Linked DNA regions of Homo sapiens: region 1 is linked to region 2. A link is a contact called in ENCODE Hi-C data. All regions are on one chromosome and are shown on one strand. The core of a region is the stretch at or near the end of the contact, and the rest is flanking DNA. Distances in the headings are between cores, read along the strand shown. Region 1 holds the start of TIMM50 (translocase of inner mitochondrial membrane 50). Region 2 holds the start of FBXO27 (F-box protein 27).

What was found. A loop is a pair of places that touch in the nucleus more often than their neighbours do. Pooled maps may share reads with other maps.
Region 1: a loop to region 2 is called in a pooled map, with 17 times the contacts of the local background. The contact joins the promoter of TIMM50 here to the promoter of FBXO27 in region 2. A Hi-C loop is called at or near these places in 4 of 50 pooled maps.

Annotation. Positions count from the first base shown.
Region 1 is chr19:39,479,139-39,482,112 of GRCh38, forward strand. It overlaps TIMM50 (translocase of inner mitochondrial membrane 50), which reads left to right and starts at 1,700. Exons shown (of 11, transcript NM_001001563.5): 1 at 1,700-1,823; 2 at 2,745-2,895. The coding sequence starts at 1,716. RefSeq lists enhancers at 1,388-1,982, 2,103-2,152.
Region 2 is chr19:39,030,734-39,033,963 of GRCh38, forward strand. It overlaps FBXO27 (F-box protein 27), which reads right to left and starts at 1,816. Exons shown (of 6, transcript NM_178820.5): 1 at 1,770-1,816; 2 at 1,131-1,520; 3 at 476-587; 4 at 296-391. The coding sequence starts at 1,494. RefSeq lists enhancers at 395-504, 911-1,703 and silencers at 613-795, 645-884, 1,035-1,114, 1,315-1,464, 1,525-1,594.

The DNA of each region.
Region 1 (2,974 bases), core at 450-2,949, 450 kb after region 2:
TAGAGACGTGGTTTCCCCATGTTGGCCAGGCTGGTCTCAAAACTCCTGACCTCAGGTGATCCGCCTGCCTCAGCCTCCCAAAGTGCTGGGATTACAGGCATGAGCCACTGCGCCCGGCCTATTATTATTAATTTTAAAAATAGAGATTGCAGTCTTGCTATGTTACCCAGTGTGGTCTCAAACTCCTGGCCTCAAGCGATCCTCCTGCCTCGGCCTCCCGAAGCACTGGGATTATAGGTGTCAGTCACAGCGCCTGGCCAGAAGAGTTTTCGAGGGCTGGCTTTTCAGGTCGTTTTCTGGGCCTCAATGTCTATTTCTGACAATGTGGGGAAAAGAAAGATCAGATTGTTACTGTGTCTGTGTAGAAAGAAGTAGACATAGGAGACTCCATTTTGTTCTGTACTAAGAAAAATTCTTCTGCCTTGAGATGCTGTTAATCTATAACCATACCCTGTTATAGATGACGGGGTTCTCTATAACCAACCCCGTGCTCTCTGAAACATGTGCTGTGTCAACTCAGGGTTAAATGGATTAAGGGCTGTGCAGGACGTGCTTTGTTAAACAGATGCTTGAAGGCAGCATGCTCCTTAAGAGTCATCACCACTCCCTAATCTCAAGTACCCAGTGACACAAACACTGCGGAAGACCGCAGGGACCTCTGCCTAGGAAAGCCAGGTATTGTCCAAGGTTTCTCCCCATGTGATAGTCTGAAATATGGCCTCATGGGAAGGGAAAGATCTGACCGTCCCCCAGCCCGACACCCGTAAAGGGTCTGTGCTGAGGAGGATTAGTAAAACAGGAAGGAACGCCTCTTCGCAGTTGAGACAAGAGGAAGGCATCTGTCTCCTGCCCGTCCCTGGGCAAGTCTTGGTATAAAACCCGATTGTATGTTCCATCTACTGAGATAGGGGAAAACTGCCTTAGGGCTGGAGGTGGAACATGCGGGCAACAATACTGCTCTGTAAGGCACTGAGATGTTTATATGTATGCATATCTAAAGTACAGCATTTAATTCTTTACCTTGTCTATGAACCGTTGTTCACGTGTTTATCTGCTGACCCTCTCTCCACTATTATCCTATGACCCTGACGCATCCCCCTCTCCAAGAAACACCCAAGAATGATCAGTAAATACTAAGGGAACTCAGAGGCTGGAGGGATCCTCCGTATGCTGAACGCTGGTCCCCTGGGCCCCCTTTATTTCTTTCTCTATACTTTGTTTCTGTGTCTTTTTCTCTTCCAAAGTCTCTCGTTCCACCTAACGAGAAACACCCACAGGTGTGGAGGGGCAACCCATCCCTTCAGACAATTGGGAGGTGAGGGCCGATTGCCTTACACGGTGAGACAAGCGGCCTGACTCGTGACTATTTTTTTGGACAAATCAGGCAGCCACTGACTCCCTTCATTATGGCCTCAGCTTTATCTCTGGGCAATAAGTGTGATCCCTTCCTTCGCTGCGTCCTTTGCAGGGGCGGTGGCGCTCTGCAAGGCCCAAGGGGGCGTGGTCCAGATGACTTTGAATCCCAGTTGTCGCCCCCAGGGTCAGCCAGGAGACTAGTCAGAAGCAAACGCGCCTGCGGCAATCCGCCCGATGCCTTTGGTCTCTCTCGGGCTTCCGTCCACCCGCCCCTCCCCCGCGTTTCCATTGGCTGTAGCTCCGGCCCGGGGCGGGCGAAGAGGGAGCGAGTGGGCGGGGCCGCGTGGCGTCAGCGCAAGATGGCGGCCTCGGCAGCGGTGTTCTCGCGCTTGCGAAGCGGGCTCCGGCTCGGCTCGCGGGGACTGTGCACGAGGTTGGCGACGCCGCCCCGCCGGGCCCCAGATCAGGTGAGCGGAACGAGGGTGGCCCTCTGAATGTGGGGTCCCTTCCCTGGAGTTACGGACATATCGCCGCCCCTTGGGGGTTCCGGGACGCCTCACCTCAGGGTGCTGAATGAAACGCCGCTTGTGTTTTGGGGCCCTTCCCAACCTCCTGGGTGGTTGCTCCCCTAGGCTGGAGGCTGGGAATCCAGGTGTGTCCTTAGACCCCACCTCCCACCCACGTGGGTGCCGGAGGAGGAGGGGGTTACCGTTCCCCGTTTCAGTGACCACTCAGGTGATACTTGAGCAGGAGGGGCCTGGGACGCTGGAGTCCCAGTCTGGCCGTGGGAGTTATTTTCTCTGTGGCGTTGGTGGTGGCGAGGTAGACGTTTGGGTTTCCAATTCGACTTGCCTCCATGTTGACAGAGACCCAGCCATTCTGACCTCCAAGTCTATCACTTCTGTGCCTTAGTTCCCCAAGCCCCAGACAAGTGATTGCCCTTCCCCGCCTCCGCTCCTATCCCTTACCCTATAACTCTGCTACTTTTAGCCCCAAGCAGCCGGACGTCGTAACTCCCGGTTCTGTCTGTACCCCTTCCCCCACCACTTGTGCCCTCCGTTCCCTCTCATCCCAGTGTTTAGGCCCTCCCATCCCTTATTCTCCGTGCTTTGCTTTTCTGGGCTGCAGACCCTCCAGTCCTGTTGCCTTCAGGATCCTGTGCACCTGGCCTGTTAGCTTTTAAAACTCCTGGCATCCTGGTGCGGGACAGTCTGGTTTTGACCCTCTGAGCAGCCCCACATCCTGACTGCTACTCCAGGGACACAGATGTCCAGGGCTCTGTGGGTGTCTGCCTCTTGGCTCCTGAACTTGATTCTTCTTGGACTGGAGGGTGGGGACCATCCTGACCTCTCTTCTCTCTTGGCTGACCTCCCCTTTCTCAACCGCAGGCCGCAGAGATCGGGAGCCGCGGGAGCACTAAGGCGCAAGGGCCACAGCAGCAGCCGGGCTCAGAGGGTCCCAGCTATGCCAAAAAAGTTGCGCTCTGGCTTGCTGGGCTGCTTGGAGCTGGTGGGACTGTGAGCGTCGTCTATATCTTTGGTGAGGGACATATCCCTGTCCCCCAGTTTTGTTCCTTGGCCTCCCTGGTCCACTGTGGAACCTCCCACTCTTGCCCACT
Region 2 (3,230 bases), core at 566-3,065:
GTGGGACTACAGGTGTGCACTACCAGGCCCGGCTAATTTTTTTTTTGTATTTTTAGTAGAGACGAGGTTTTGCCATGCTGGTTGGGCTGGTCTCGAACTCCTGACCTCAAGTGATCTGCCTGCCTCGACCCCCCAAAGTGCTGGGATTATAGGTGTGAGCCACCATGGCTGGCCTGAACTTCAGATTTTTTATCTGTAAGGAGGGGTTAGGAGGCCTAAATTAAGTCACCCATAAAAAGGCCATGTCACATGCAGTCAGTGCTTAGCAAGGGGCTATTTTAATCGTCACACTCACCAGTCAGAGACACAAATCTCAATCCTGCCACTATCCAGCAGTTCTGGCCACAGACCCTCCTCCTCTAGGTCCAAGACCTGCTTCTTGCAACACCAGCTGGGAATGCAGGAGACAGGGTAATGAGAACAGGCAGGCCTTTCTCAACAAGGGGCCGGACCTTTGGATAGCAGGGGCATTCACCTGAATGAAGTCACGAAGCACGTCTGAGAAGGGGCCCCAGGCACGGTTGTCCTGTTTTCCTCCACCACCCAGCCGTCCCCACCGTGTTGCACCATCCACTTTCGGAGGCCTTCTGTGAAATAAAAAAGGCTTGTGCCCAAGTTCCAGTCGCCCGCCTGTTGGTTCCTAGTGAGACCCCGCCCCTAGCCCCTCCCACGTGCTCACAGTGCAGCTCACTCACCTGACCCTTCCCACCGAGGCCCCGCCCCCTTCCCCTCCCACCAGCTCAGGGCAAAGCCCCGCTCCTCTGGCCCTTCTCACTGATTTGCAGCAAAGCCCTGCCCCTCCAACCCCTCTCTCGGGCTCCCAGAACTGCCCCACTCCCACCCCTCCCACAGGCAAACGGTGAAGCCCTGCCCAGTCAGCCCTGCACCCTGCGTGCCAATGCTGCCTCGTCCCTCCGACACCTCCCACCGGCTCCCAATGCTGCCCCGCCCCTCCGGCACCTCACACCGGCTCCCAATGCTGCCCCGCCTCTCCGACTCCTCCCACCGGTCCCACTGCGGCCCTGCCCCTGCGGCCCCTAGTACCGGTCCCAGTGCGGCCCCGCCCCTCCGGCCCCGCTACCGCTCCCACTGTGGCCCAGCATCCTGGACTTCCTCTTCCGAGATCCCACCTTGGCCGCAGGGGTTGCGAATAAGGTTGCGTCCGATGGGTCTGCGCGCGCAGAAGCGGCCCAGGGGGCAAGGCCTGGCGTTACGGGCGGGAGACTGGCAGCTGCGGGCGAGGTGCAGCAGCGCGCGGCCGGTGGCGCCGTGGTCGCGGGCCAGGATCAGCAGCCACAGGGCCTGGCCGTCCACCAGGGCTCGCCAGCCCCGGCACACTTGGCGGCAGCGCCCGAGCAGCGTGCGCGGGGGGACGTGGCTCAGCACCACCAGAAGCAGCTCTGGGGGTAGTTGGCTCAGGTCCAGCGCCTCTTCGGGTTCCGGCTCCGGCGCGGGGACCCGGGCGGCCCGGCCCCTGGAGACCGAGGCGCCCATGGTCCCCCCGCCAGGCCCGGCTGTGGCTGCGGGAGAGGAAGGGTCAAGGCGTCAGGGACCAGCAGCCTCCGCGGCGCGCAGCCTCTGCCTGCCCTGATTCTGCCAGCCGCACCCCCGTCTTCACCATCCCTGGGCCCCGTCCCCAAGTCCCCATCCCCCAGCCCGTCCTTGATAGCCCCGATATCCCGGAGACCCCGCGGTCTGTGTGTATGCCCCGAATTGCATGCAATCAGCCCCCCTCGGCGGCCGCACCGACACCGCACCCCAAGTCCTACCCCGGGGCCTGGCGGCGCTCCTCGCCGGGATGCCCTAGCTGTGCCGCAAGCTCCCCACGCCCCTCTGCGTCCTTTTTACTCGCCGGCCCCTCCCCTCTTACTAGCCAGCTTCACCCACCCCTGCATCCTCTTTCTTACTCGCCAGCCCCTCCCGCCTGCTCCCTCCCGCTCTCCAAACCCAACCTGCTTCCCGCGACGGGGCCAGGTGCAGCCAGGAGCCAAGGCCTGCTGCTCACAGCCGTCCCCTCCAGCCGGCCCCTTGAAGTGTCCCTAATTCGTTAGTAGCAATGAGACGTCTGGCTCTGAGCAACCATTGTTATTTTGGTCAGGCTTCTGAGTGGGAGGCCTCGTATCCGTTAACGTGTTAAAAAATTTCCATCACCTTTAAGGTCGGGCGTGGTTATCTTCATTTCACAGGAGAAAACAGGCTCCGGCTGCTAAAAATTAATGCAACCAATAGTAACACCAGCCAACTTTTATGGACGGTTTTACTGCCAGCCAGGGTGGCAACCCCATGAAGTAGGTGCTGTTATGCCCTTTACTTCACAGGTGAAAAAACTGAGACCAGCAGAGGCCAAGTGGCTTGTCTATGATCACCAGCTAGTAGGGATTTGAATCCAGCCAGCCTAGCTCCGGAATTCCTCATTTTAACCTCTAGATCAGCTCTGTCCAATAAAAATACAATTGTGGCTGGGTGCGGTGACTCATGCCCGTAATCCCAGCACTTTGGGAGGCCAAGGCAGGCGGATCGCTTGAGGTCAGAAGTTCGAGACCAGCCTGGCCAACATGGTGAAACCCCGTCTCTACTAAAAATACAAAAATTAGCTGGGCGTGGTAGCACGCGCCTGTAATCCCAGCTAATTTGGAGGCTTAGGCAGGAGAATTGCTTGAATCCGGGAGGGGGAGGTTGCAGTGAGCAGAGATTGCACCACTGCACTCCAGCCTGTGCAAAAGAGTGAGTGAGACTCCGTCTCAAAAAACAAACAGAAAAAAAAAATTGTGAAAGTTGATCATGTGAATTGGATCCTTCTTGTCATATCCAACTAAAACAAAGTTGAGAGGCCGGGGGGAAAACACTTAGGGCAGATACCATTGCTCCAAGAAAGTGATTCTCTGCAAGCCTGGCTGTTAAAACTGCCTGTTGTAACCTGGAAGCAGTCTAACTGGTACTGAAAAAACCTGCCGTGACTCTAAGACTAGTTTTTCCCTCTGCTGTCACTTACCAGTCAGAACTTGCCAGCTCCCCAGAACGTTGCTAGTGTCAATGAACTTTCTTGCAAAACAATACCTAACATTTCTGTTTCTTATAAAAACCTCTAACCTCTTTGTTCTTTGAAAGTTCTGAAGACCGCCTGGTCTGTGTGGATGCCTCGAATGTCAATTCTTGCTTCCCAAATAAAACATTTTATTATTTTTTTGAGACAGAGTCTCGCTCTGTCGCCCAGGCTGGAGGGCAGTGAT